Regions from separate parts of the Homo sapiens genome. Here region 2 is linked to region 1. Evidence: chromatin contacts called from ENCODE Hi-C or POLR2A ChIA-PET data. All regions are on one chromosome and are shown on one strand. Each heading gives the region's core, a stretch centred on a gene start or an enhancer-like site at or near the end of the contact. The rest is flanking DNA. Distances are from core to core; before and after follow the strand shown.

Region 1 (6,000 bases), core at 2,413-4,912:
TGCAAATCATGCTTTTTCAAGGGTGGCTAAACAAATCTCTATTCATCTATTACAACTCATAGTCATTGCTAATGTTCAAATATATTAGGGTTGAACATAACACAAAAATGGAAATGCTGGAAAGATTAACATTATTTAATCTACAGATGACTCATGCTACTGGTTTAACCATTTTCTTTAGATTTTTTTCATATACAGGAATATATTTTTATATACATATATAATATGCTGAAGGGACAAAAATATTGCATGATCATTATCCTAAAGAAACAGATTCCAATTATTTCTTTTGAATTATAGACTTACAGTTAATTAAGAATTTTTATAGTTAATTAAAAATTAGACAGATTGTAACCTTGAATGTAACAAAGGACATAAAGAGAAACCATTTGTCACATGTACCTTTTCGGGAAAATCTCACAAAAGATTTTGTTTGGCAAAGCTATTTGAAACAATTTAAAGCTAGAAATGTTTCTAGGCTATAGCAAGATGAATTCCATCGGTTTGGATTTTGACCTACCACTAAATTTTGGATTTAGGAACAGTCTCATTTTTATACTTAACACAAAAATTAAATTTTAACTTAGAAACTGAGTTTTACACAGCTTGAGGCTTGTGAAAAATTATGTGAAAATAAGTCAGTTACTGCTAGGGTCTCAGTGTTTGTGTCCTCCACAAAATTCATTTGTTGAAATTTTAACCCTTGAGATGATGGTAGTAGGAGTCAGGGCCTTTTGGGAGGTGATTAGGTCACGAGAGTGGAGCCCTCATGAATGGGATTAGTGTGCTTATAAAAGAAACATGAGGGAGCTAGCTAGTCCCTTCCACCATGTGCAGGTACAATGAGCTGTCTCTAGACAGGGGGCCCTTACCAGTCATGGAATCTGCCAGTGCCTTGTCTTTGACTTCCCAGCCTCCAGAACTGTAAAAAATAAATTGCTGTCATTTATAAGCTACCTCGTTCGTAGTATTTTGTTACAGCAGCCTGAACAGACTAAGCCAGATAATATATAGAGACAACAGATGGCTTCATACACCTAGGTGTGAATCCTGGGAAAATTGAGTGGAAACCACAGTTGAGAACACCAACGTCCTAACAATCCTGTAGCCTTCAGGCTTAGTTGGTTCTGGACTCCCTCTAGTGGTTCAATTCTAGTGCTTTAATTGATGTTCTTCAATTCATAGAATTAACAAATTTCTGGTCAGATTAAAAACAACTAAGCAAAAGAGCCACACAACTCCCATTAGAATGGTTTACCACAAGGAGGCCAGGTGCAGTGGCTCATGCCTGTAATCTCAGCACTTTGGGAGGCTGAGGCAGGTGGATCACTTGAGGCCTGGAGTTCGAGACCAGCCTGGCCAACAGGGTAAAACCCTATCTCTACTAAAAATCCAAAAGTTAGCCAGGCGTGGTGGTAGGCACCTGTAATCCCAGCTACTTGGGAGCCTGAGGCAGGAGAATTGCTTGAACTTGGGAAACAGATGTTGCAGTGAGCTGAGATCCTGCCATTGCACTCAAGACTGGGTGACAGAGCAAGACTGTCTAAAAAATAAATAAAATTTTAAAAATAAAAAGAATGGTTTATCACAAGGAGATTATGTCATTGAATGGCATGATAAATATGGATGTTCAGATGGCTGAAATCATAGTGTTGCAAATGGTTAGACCTAAAGGGACAGAATGGATTTTACTGGATGATTGGGAAAGACATTTATAGTTTTGCTCAGAGTGAGTGGATAAGAGCTGAAGGCCCAGTAACAGAATTCCTTGTTGCTTTTGTTTGCAACCTATGGTAAAGACTGGATCTTTTAGAGAAAGAGTGAAGTGAAATAATATTTCCTGTGCATATGGATTCTATAAGGTCAGAGGGTTCTTGTTTGACCTTGTATAAAATCAACCTCTTAGACCAACCAAAAGCAACATGTAGTTTCCTTCTCATCATATTCCTAATAGCATAGTTTGTGCCTCTGTTTTAAACCAATTCAGAAAATTTTGAGGCCGATTTAACTTTATTGGCTCCCTGTTTTGGCTTTGGTTATTCCACTCCATTAAACCTTTACTTCTTGGCCATTTCTGCACTGTAAATATAAGTAAATCTACTAACTCTTTTACATGAGATCCCTTTACATATTTAAGACAGTTATCCTGTCCTCAGTAAGTCTTCTTTCCCTCTCCCAGATCCTTAAAGCTTCTTGGAGCTGAATAGAAGGAACTCGATGAGGTACAGGCTTCTGATAAAATAACTTGATAGGCATGTAATTCACACCTTTAGGGGTCGGTAAAAACGATGGCTTTTTTTTTATTTCAAAAAATGCAAAGCTGTTATTTAAAAGTCCCCAAACCAAAAAGAACTGAAGCCAATGGGATTAAGAGGAAAAAAGAAAACAGGAAGTAATGGGTGACTTATCCATTTCAAGACCTCCTCCTGCTATTTTCTGATTCCTAAATTGTTCCAGAATCGATTTAAGCAGACAAGTACAGCTGAGACCAGGTAAGTTACTGTCAAGTCAAGAAGTCTGTCATGTCTGCCATGAAGTTTGGACAGAATGAGATCAGGAACTGGCATGGGTCTTAAGATCCCAGATCTGACAGTACTTCCCATTGATAAGATATTACTACACAGTCTGTAATTGATTATTTGCATAGATAGAAAAAAAAAACTTCCCAGCAACTTAAGCACTCTAAAATATCAGTTTTGTCAACTCACAAATTTGGGTTGCAGTGAAAGTGGGGAAAATAGAGGTAGGAAGATGTAAGTCAAATAAAAACAAGGTATATCTTCTTGTCTTTGAGTATCTGTAGTTCTTTTTTAACGGCAATTAAGAGGGATAGAAAATGTATTCCAGCTGATAAAAAGGAATTCCCTGTGCGAAAGGGAAAGGCAGAAAGCAGCTGGAAAAAAAAAATAGCAGGCAGTTGTCTTAATAACGTAGATAGGTATCGCCTCTAATACAGGACTTAGTACTGTTGTGCCCCAATTAGACAGTAAGCATTGATCGCATGAACTTTAGTGATTAACTTGTTGCCAAAGAATATTCAAAAGAATATCAGAAATCAGAACAAATGTACTGTTGGTGTGCTACAAATCCATCAGGTAGCCTAGTTTTCCTTCTTTCCTCTCTACAAGGGATTTTAAGCGCTACCGTGTGCTTCCCTCCCACTATGCTGGTACTTTCCCATAGGAAGGGTTGTGCCTGGACCTCCCAGATTGGAACCCCGATTACCGAAGGTCCCAAGGCTGTATTCTCAGTTACGCCAAGTCACCTGAGACATTTGCACCAGAGCACCCAAAATTCTGTGCCCATGCGGATAGTTAGAGTTTCTTCACAAAATAGCAAAGTCTCTAGGTTGCTATTCCAACGGCGGTAGTACTGATGCTCCAGTTCGAAGGCCAGGAAAACAGAATGTAAAGCCGGTGACTTCCAAGATATATGTAACCACCAAAGTACATGCTTAATGACCTAGTGAAGTGAGCTTAAGCCGCCTCCCAGACACCTGTAACGAAGACCATCTCGGGAAAGCTCTGGGTTAGGCAACTCGATTTCACGAAAGCGGACACCAACGCTCTACCCAGAGGCCCGAGCGTCGTCTAACGTTTCCATTGGCCCTTTCGGCCTTCACTCAGCTGCTAGCAACGCAGTCTGCCCTAGCGCATGCGCGCAATCTGCTTCCGGCCTGCGAGCTCGGTGTTCCGCTTTTTGTGGGCCGGGTGGGTTTCCTAATCTGGTTTCGTCTGCCTGGTTCATCTGTGTGCGATGGCTCCGGACTCGGATCCCTTCCCTGAAGGGCCGCTCTTAAAGCTGCTACCCTTAGACGCTAGAGACCGGGGCACCCAGCGCTGCCGCCTGGGCCCGGCCGCCCTCCACGCCCTGGGCGCGCGCTTGGGCTCGGCAGTGAAGATCTCGCTACCCGACGGCGGCTCCTGCCTCTGCACTGCCTGGCCTCGGCGGGACGGAGCGGACGGCTTTGTGCAGCTGGACCCGCTGTGCGCGAGCCCCGGGGCGGCGGTCGGGGCGTCGAGATCCCGGAGGAGTCTCAGCCTGAATCGCCTCCTCCTAGTGCCCTGTCCGCCCCTGCGGCGCGTCGCCGTGTGGCCGGTGTTGCGAGAGCGGGCAGGCGCGCCCGGTGCCCGGAATACAGCCGCGGTGCTGGAGGCGGCACAGGAGCTGCTGAGAAACCGACCGATCTCCCTGGGCCACGTGGTGGTCGCTCCGCCAGGCGCTCCTGGCCTGGTGGCTGCCTTGCACATCGTCGGCGGGACGCCCAGTCCCGATCCCGCTGGGCTGGTCACCCCTCGTACCCGCGTCAGCCTTGGCGGGGAGCCTCCGTCGGAAGCCCAGCCGCAGCCCGAGGTGCCCCTGGGAGGTCTTTCGGAGGCGGCCGACTCGCTGCGGGAGCTCCTCCGCCTCCCGCTCCGCTACCCGCGCGCCCTGACCGCGCTGGGCTTAGCGGTGCCTCGCGGGGTGCTCCTGGCGGGGCCCCCCGGAGTGGGCAAGACCCAGCTGGTGCGGGCCGTGGCGCGCGAGGCGGGCGCGGAGCTGCTGGCAGTCAGCGCCCCGGCGCTGCAGGGTTCCCGGCCTGGGGAGACCGAGGAGAACGTGCGGCGGGTCTTCCAGCGCGCCCGGGAACTGGCCAGCCGCGGACCCAGCCTCCTCTTCCTGGACGAGATGGACGCCTTGTGTCCCCAGCGGGGCAGTCGAGCACCCGAGAGCCGCGTAGTGGCCCAGGTGTTGACGCTGCTGGACGGCGCCAGTGGGGACCGCGAGGTCGTGGTTGTGGGAGCCACTAACCGGCCGGACGCTCTAGACCCAGCGCTGCGTAGGCCCGGGAGATTTGACCGAGAGGTGAATGGGCTTGGCGGGTTTGCCCACTGTCGGTGGAACCTCGGCCGCTTCTGGCGCCATTTGGCTGCCCCGGAGGCGTTTGCCTCTTAGGTTTGAGCATCGGTGAGGTTGGAGTTGGGGCTCTTTGCAATGCAGAGAACACGTTCTCTGCCGATATATGATCTGTGAGTCAGGACCTGTATTTCCCCAGAGTCAAATTGTCAGGACCTGTGAGTCAGGATCTGAGAGTCAGGACCTGTTTCCCCAGAGTCTAATTGTTTTGGGAAGCGAGGTGTCCATTACAGATTAATTTTGTTGTGCAGGTCCTATAATCAGTAATGTTAATTCTTAAGAGAATTTTGGTCACCTACAAGCGTGTTAAACTCATTTTTTGGAATGAGAATTTAAAGAAGGATAGCCTCAAGAAGTAAGTGTGTTGAAATAAAAAGGGAGAAGGTGGGGAAGAACTAAATGGAAGCAGGCATTAACTCTTCTGGATTTATTCATTCCTTGTCATAACACCAGCATCCTATTCCACAATTGAGGAGGTACCCACAACTGCTCCCTGAGTTGTCAGGGAGGTTGAATATTCAGAGCTGTCCTATTTTAAGCTTTGGTCCTAAATTGACTTGAATTCTAAAGAACAGTTTGAAATTTAGTGACTGATATTTCTATTTTGTGATAGGATTCAAAAGAGAAATGATAATTACACACTTTTAGCTCAGTTAGTTCAGGACTTGAGTGGATTTCTTCCTTGCACTATCTAGTACCTGTGTCCTTAAGGGCAGGGACCTAGCTATCTATACCTGGCTTCTAGAACTTTGTGTGTTCTTAAAAATAACAAAAACTTGTTAAATGACATAGAATTTTCATTGTGCAACTTTCTAGCCAGTGTTACTCCTCTGGAATATTAGGATTTTCGTATATTCAGAATCTAAAGTATACGTAAAGTGCACGGTACTAGTTCCAAAGTGGTTCACTAAATTGTCGTACATGTTTGTCAGGATAAAAAACATATTATTATTTTGGCCGGGCGCGGTGGCTCACGCCTGCAATCTCAATACTTTGGGAGGCTGAGGTGGGTGGATCACCTGAGGTCAGGAGTTCGAGACCAGCCTGGCCAAGATGGTGAAACCCCGTCTCTGCTAAAAATACAAAAAATAAGCCGGGCATGGT
Region 2 (6,000 bases), core at 2,194-4,693, 3.8 Mb after region 1:
TTTAAATACTAAGAAACATAAAAAAAAAAAAAGAAAATCCCAGACAAAATAACTATTTTAAAAAAAGAAAAACTCTTTTGGCAAAAGGTAAGCATGAAATGGTAACCTGCTTCATTAATCTTTTTTTTTTAAATATATGATTTAAGGAAATGAAAAACAAATTACTAAATAAGTTTTATGCCACCAAAAGTTTTAACTGTTAGTAAATTGATCATAAATAATTTTACAATTAGACACCTGATGAGAGACAGATGAGGGGAGGAAGAGCTATTTAATAGAACGCTAGGGAAAGAAAAACAAAAAACCCAACAGAAAACTCCAACATTTCATTTCATTATGTGGTAGTGCAAAATCTTACTTTAAGAAATAAAAAAGTTAAAACAAGGCTGGTTGTGGTGACTAACACCGGTAATCCCAGCACTTTGGAAGGCTGAGGAGGGCAGATCACTTGAGGTCAGGAGTTCAAGACCAGTCTGACCAACATGGTGAAACCCCGCCTCTAATAAAAACACAAAAAATTAGTCAGGTGTGGTGGCAGGCGCCTGTAATCTCAGCTACTAAGGAGGCTGAGGCAGGAGAATCGCTCGAACCTGGGAGGCGGAGGTTGCAGTGAGCTGAGATTGTGCCACTGCACTCCAGCCTGGGCAACAGAGTGAGACTCTGTTTCAAAAAAAAAAGTTAAAGCAATTATATATTCAACTTCATTTTACTGCTCATGTAGCGTAGGCCCTAAAAGGCTGGGAAAATATGACCAAGTTAAAACACTGTATGTTTAATAAAAAATCTTGCAAAAGTTAATCAAGTACTTCATGGGACAAAAAGATTCTCACTGCTATTGCTACATTACATTCTCAAAGATGATCATCAGCTTGATCACAGTGCTAATAAGTTATGTATCCAACAGACTATTGCTTAGGAAAGAGGTAAGCAGAAACACTTACAAACACAAACTAATAATACAAATGCAATTTCTCAAGAGATGACATACAGCTGGGCATGGTGGCACGTGCCAGTAGTCTCAGCTACTTAAGAGGCTGAGGCGGGATGATTGGTTGGGCCCAGGAGTTTGGGCCCAGCCTGAGTAACACAGCAAAATCCCATCTCTAAAAATATATACATGTGTAAATAAATAAAGAAGACATACAAATGGCCAACACATACATGAAAAAAAAAAAGGTCAATATCACTACCAAGAAATGCAAATCAAAACCACAATTAGAATGGTTATTAATCAAAAAGACAAAAAATAATAGAATGCTGGCAAGAAAGTGGAGAAAACAGAACTCTTCTACACTTTTGATGGAGATGTAAATTAGTATAGCCATTATGGAGATTTCTCAAAAACTAGAAGTAGAACTACCATAAGATCTTGCAATCCACTCCTGGGTTTATCCAAAGGAAAGAAAATCGGTCTATTAAAGGAATACCTGCACTCCATGTTCATTGCAGCATTATTCATAACAGCAAAGACAGGGAATCAACCTAAGTGTCCATCAATGGATAAACGGATGAAGAAAATGTGGTATATATACATAATGGAATATTATTTGACTATAAAAAAGAATGAAATTCTGTCAGTTTGCAGCAACATGGATCTGGAGAATTAGGTTAAGTGAAATAAGCCAGGCACAGAAAGACAAATATCACATGTTCTCACTCAGATCTGGGAGCAAAAGAAGTTGATTTCACGGTGGTAGAGAGTAGAATGATAGGAAGGGTGTTGTGGGGGGAAGAGGAGTGGGGAAGTAAGAGAAGTTGGTTAATGGTATGTACAAACCAACAGTTAGATAGAAGGAGTAAGTTCTAATGTTTGACAGCGGAGCAGGGTGACTATGGTTAAAACGTATTTTATATTTCAAAATATCTAGAAGAGATGACTTTAAATATTCCCTAGACACAGAAATGATAAAAACACAAGGTGATGGATATCCTAAATACCGACTTGATCACTACATATCCTGTGCATGTAACGAAACCCCCCATAAATATGTACAAAATACTATGAATCAATTAAAAAAATACAAGCACATATAAAAGAAACATTTTGATAACAAAACACCTGTAATATAAATAAACAGGTAATAAGTAAAAATGGACAGATACATATTCTTAATGAACTGAAGTCACTGCCTACAACTGGCTTGCACAAACTAAAATGTAAGGTAGAAACCATAACTATTAGCGAAACTACATTTAACTTTAAAAATTATAAAAATCTCTACTATGACTTTCAAATAATAGCGAGAATTTCCTTTCTCCCTTTTGCAAAGTGTGCCTTATTTTAAAATGCAAAAAACTGAAAATATATACGAAAAAGTTATAGACTAATTCAAAACAATGTATTAATATTTTGACAATCTCTGGCACTTAAAATGAGTCAGACGTCCCAAAACATCTATTTCGTAACTTTATGATAATGCAGCATCACCATAAAAGAACCATATGAAACACCCCCAAAATAAAGAAACACAGCAAAATTGACGTTAATTCTGGATCAAGATAATTTTCTGAGTTTCCACACGATGTTTTTGAATAGCAAACGTTATTCAAACTTGCAAATCCATTAATAAATGAAGCTTTGAATCTTTAAAAATCTCCATTCGGTCAGAAAAATTCGTTTATTTCTATGCTGTTGCTGTTTTAAACTTTGTATACTGGGAAATTTCTAAGGGAAAAGCCATGGGTTCAATTATCTTTCACCCGTCCTCCAAAAACACCACAAGCAAAACCTCCTCCCCAGCTTTTCTTTATAAAGAACTGAAAAAGTGGTTCGACTACCTTTTTTTCAGTTATCTTTGCTCTGAACTCTCCCCTACACACTTACCTCGGACCAAAACTGGCCCTGGCAAGACTATTTAAGCTATGTCTCCAGGAGACTCACAAGTTGCGTTTCGCAGTCAGGCCTGGGAGCAGTAAGGACACCCCCGTTTTCTGACTTCTCCTAGCATTTCGCACCCGCTCAGTTCCAGTGTGAAGAAGTGGGGGCCCGGAACGCTGGGCCCGAAAGGGCAAAGCCAGGGCCTACACCGCAGCATGGTCACCGAGGCGGCTAGCGCGGTGGGGAGGCAGAAGACAGAGAACCGAACGCCTGGGACCAGGGGCATCCGTGTAAACCGAAGAGGCGCTCAGACTCGGAGGGCAAGGCCCGGGGCCCCCTTCGCTGCCTCCTTTGCCCTCCCTTCCCCCATGCTGGAGAAGCAGGGCCCGGGCCCGGTGCGGGAACGGGGAGGAGGTAAACCAGTCCTGTCACCGCACTGAGAGAGGCTGTAAACGGCACATGCTCTACGGGGAGAGGCCGCGGGCGCCCCGGCCCGGACCCCGAAAACAAGACACATCACCACCCTCAGAGTTCCATTCCCTGCGCCTCACCAGGTCGTAGTCCTCCTCATCATCGCACATGAAATCATCCTCCATGTCAGACATCTTGGCCGGGAGGGGGAGGAGAAATTGGAGACAACCTCCTCCCACAATCCTCCGCGGCTCAGAGGCGTCACTCTCAGCTTCTTTCCGCCTTCCAGTCCCTCTTAGAGGAGCTGTTTCCTGCCGGAACTAATTATCTCGACTTGTAGCTGATTCGCTACGACTCCAAAAGAGACTGCACCACCCCCCGTTTCCTCCGAAGTGGTTGGTGCCTTAGCAACTAAAGCTGGCAACTGGGACATCGTCCGGTGCTGCAGGTCTCAGCCGAAGGGCGTCGGAAACTGCGCTCGCATCGAGCAGTTTCCAGCCTCCTGGGTAAAGGAGCAGTCTCCTCCCTTGCTTGGGACTCTGGACGCATCTCATTCCGGTGAAAGTAAGGGACAGCTTAGGACCAGAAGCCTTTCGCGGAGAAAAGGCTGACATGCCCGTCCTATATGACAGGTATTATTTCTGCTATCATTGTACGTGTGCATTTAGCCCACACATTGCGGTGGGTGTTCCTAAGATACTTGGAGTACTTTTCAGCAACACAGTTTACACTTAATGCTTGTTATATTTGTAGTTGACAAAACAATTCTATGGATATCCTAAATTAGGTATGCAGCTATCAGTTGAGTTGCCTTAAATCTTACTCAGTTGTTCAACGAGTTGTAAACTGACCTTTACAGCCCTTGGGACCAAATTAAGGTAACAACGACTGGTTTTTAAAAAATACATTACTGTGAACCTGAGGGCATCATGTTGTAAGGAGATGGGGGCTGCGGTGACTCGCGGGATCAGGAATTTCAAGAGAACCGAGCGGAAAGGGAAATCCGCAACATGAAGCCCTCTCTCGCTCCCAGGCACCCCTCTACCAGCAGCCTCCTGCCAGAGCAGATTAGTCTCTATCCAGAAATTAAGGGAGAGATTGCTCGTAAAGATGACAAGCTGCTGTCATTTCTAAAATATGTGTGTGTTGATTCCAAAGATCCTGTGTCTTCCGTGCAGCTGAAAGCTGCTGAAACACGTCAGGAGCCAAAGAAATTCAGATTGCCGAAAGGCCATCACTTTGATATGATAAATATTAAGAGCATTCCCAAAGGCAAAATTTCCACTGTAGAAGCATTGACACTTTTCAATAATCATAAACTTTATCCAGAAACATGAACTGCTGAGAAAATAGCGCAAGAATATCATTTAGAACAGAAAGATGTGAATTCCCTTCTTAAATATTTTGTTACTTTTGAAGTCAAAATCTTCCCTCCTGAAGACAAGAAAGCAATACAATCAAAATGAAGAAAATCACAAAAATTTCCTATGTGTACTCCTCATCCCTCATCCTGTATATTTTCTTATTTTTGCATATTAAATTATGTTAATTACCAAGTGTTTAATGCTCTCATTGTGAGAGCATCCTCTTAATATTTATTGAGCTCCCTGAATTTTCAAGATTGCCATAGACTGTATTTTGTTTTCTTTTAATTTGGTTTAGGCATATTTCATATGTACATGTTAGCATGACTAATCAGCACATCTGTACCTTTATTATAAGTAAAAGAGTTAATTTGTTATTTTAGACACATCATACCAACTTTTAAATTGGTCATATGACCCCTTGGGAAGTGTCCTGAATCCCTCATTTAAGTTTTCCTATCCAATTTAGGTGTTTAGTTCATTCTTCATATGTGATAGTGAAAGTAAAAGCTTTCCTGACTCTTAAGACTGACATTTTCTTGCTAGGGAAAGAGACTCGATAGTAAGGTAGACTAACAGTATTTCCCAAATAAAGGCACATAGGAGAAAATAAAGAATCAATAAAATCTAATTAAAATTACTACCCCAGGGAATAAGAAGTATTGAGGATTTATTTTATTTTGAATTGGTTTTAAGTATGGAATAATTGTCTTTACAGTTATAAAAAGTAATTAGTGGTGTTTACGAAATGTTGGGAATTTCTGCTTTGACAAATAGTTAAGTCCCATGGCCTTCAGAGAGAGAGGCAGTAGTAGAAACTTTCGAAAAAGTAACATTTCTCTGGATTTAACATGGAACTAGAAAAATTTAAAGAATAATTAAAAAACCATGGTAAATGAAATTTGGTGATTATATATAGTTTTGGATGTTAATGCTAGTTGAGAGAAGAGAGAAAAAATAGCAAGTAGAAGCAGAGAACAGGATCATTGGAAGGGACCTGAGAAATTGCTGCTTTATCCATTTTAGCAAACTTATTAGCACGGCATGTACCAGTACTAGGATCTTGAGTAAGAGTGTGTGAGTTTAGCTCTGCCTAATATATTACTACTTGTGGGATCTTTGGGAGACTATGTCCTCTTTGAGATTGAATTTCTTCTATAAAATGAGCATAATGCTACCTTACTTAAATTTAAGGGTTATCATGAAGATAAGTGAAATAGTAAAGGACTACAAAAGACCAAGGGAATAATGAATTTTTTTTTTGTAGTGGAGAAACGCCTGGGGAGAATATATGACCTAAGGTTTCTGTAGTTTATGACCTAACCAGGCCCAGAACTTAGTTTTTCAAATCCTAGTAGTGTGTTTTTTCTGATGTGCCAAAAAGCAGCACACCTCAGAGAAGGGAAT

The links. Hi-C counts contacts between places; a loop is a spot of excess contacts on that map. ChIA-PET counts read pairs that join two places held with the same protein, here RNA polymerase II (POLR2A). Pooled maps may share reads with other maps.
Region 2: a map of CD8-positive, alpha-beta T cell shows a loop between it and region 1 (35-fold over the local background). The contact joins the promoter of COPS2 here to the promoter of AFG2B in region 1. A Hi-C loop is called at or near these places in 5 of 168 maps with a recorded cell type or tissue (CD4-positive, alpha-beta T cell, CD8-positive, alpha-beta T cell and naive thymus-derived CD4-positive, alpha-beta T cell) and 10 of 50 pooled maps. POLR2A ChIA-PET finds 5 or more read pairs at or near these places in 1 of 52 experiments (CD4-positive, alpha-beta T cell).

The regions. Positions count from the first base shown.
Region 1 is chr15:45,398,674-45,404,673 of GRCh38, forward strand. It overlaps AFG2B (AAA ATPase AFG2B), which reads left to right and starts at 3,663. Exons shown (of 8, transcript NM_024063.3): 1 at 3,663-4,845. The coding sequence starts at 3,757. It also overlaps a transcript of GATM not described here. RefSeq lists enhancers at 3,116-3,165, 3,176-3,245, 3,636-3,795 and silencers at 3,876-3,955, 4,346-4,495.
Region 2 is chr15:49,152,156-49,158,155 of GRCh38, forward strand. COPS2 (COP9 signalosome subunit 2) reads right to left here and starts at 3,444. Exons shown (of 13, transcript NM_004236.4): 1 at 3,370-3,444. The coding sequence starts at 3,423. It also overlaps a transcript of GALK2 not described here and the pseudogene NDUFAF4P1. RefSeq lists enhancers at 3,190-3,719, 3,478-4,396.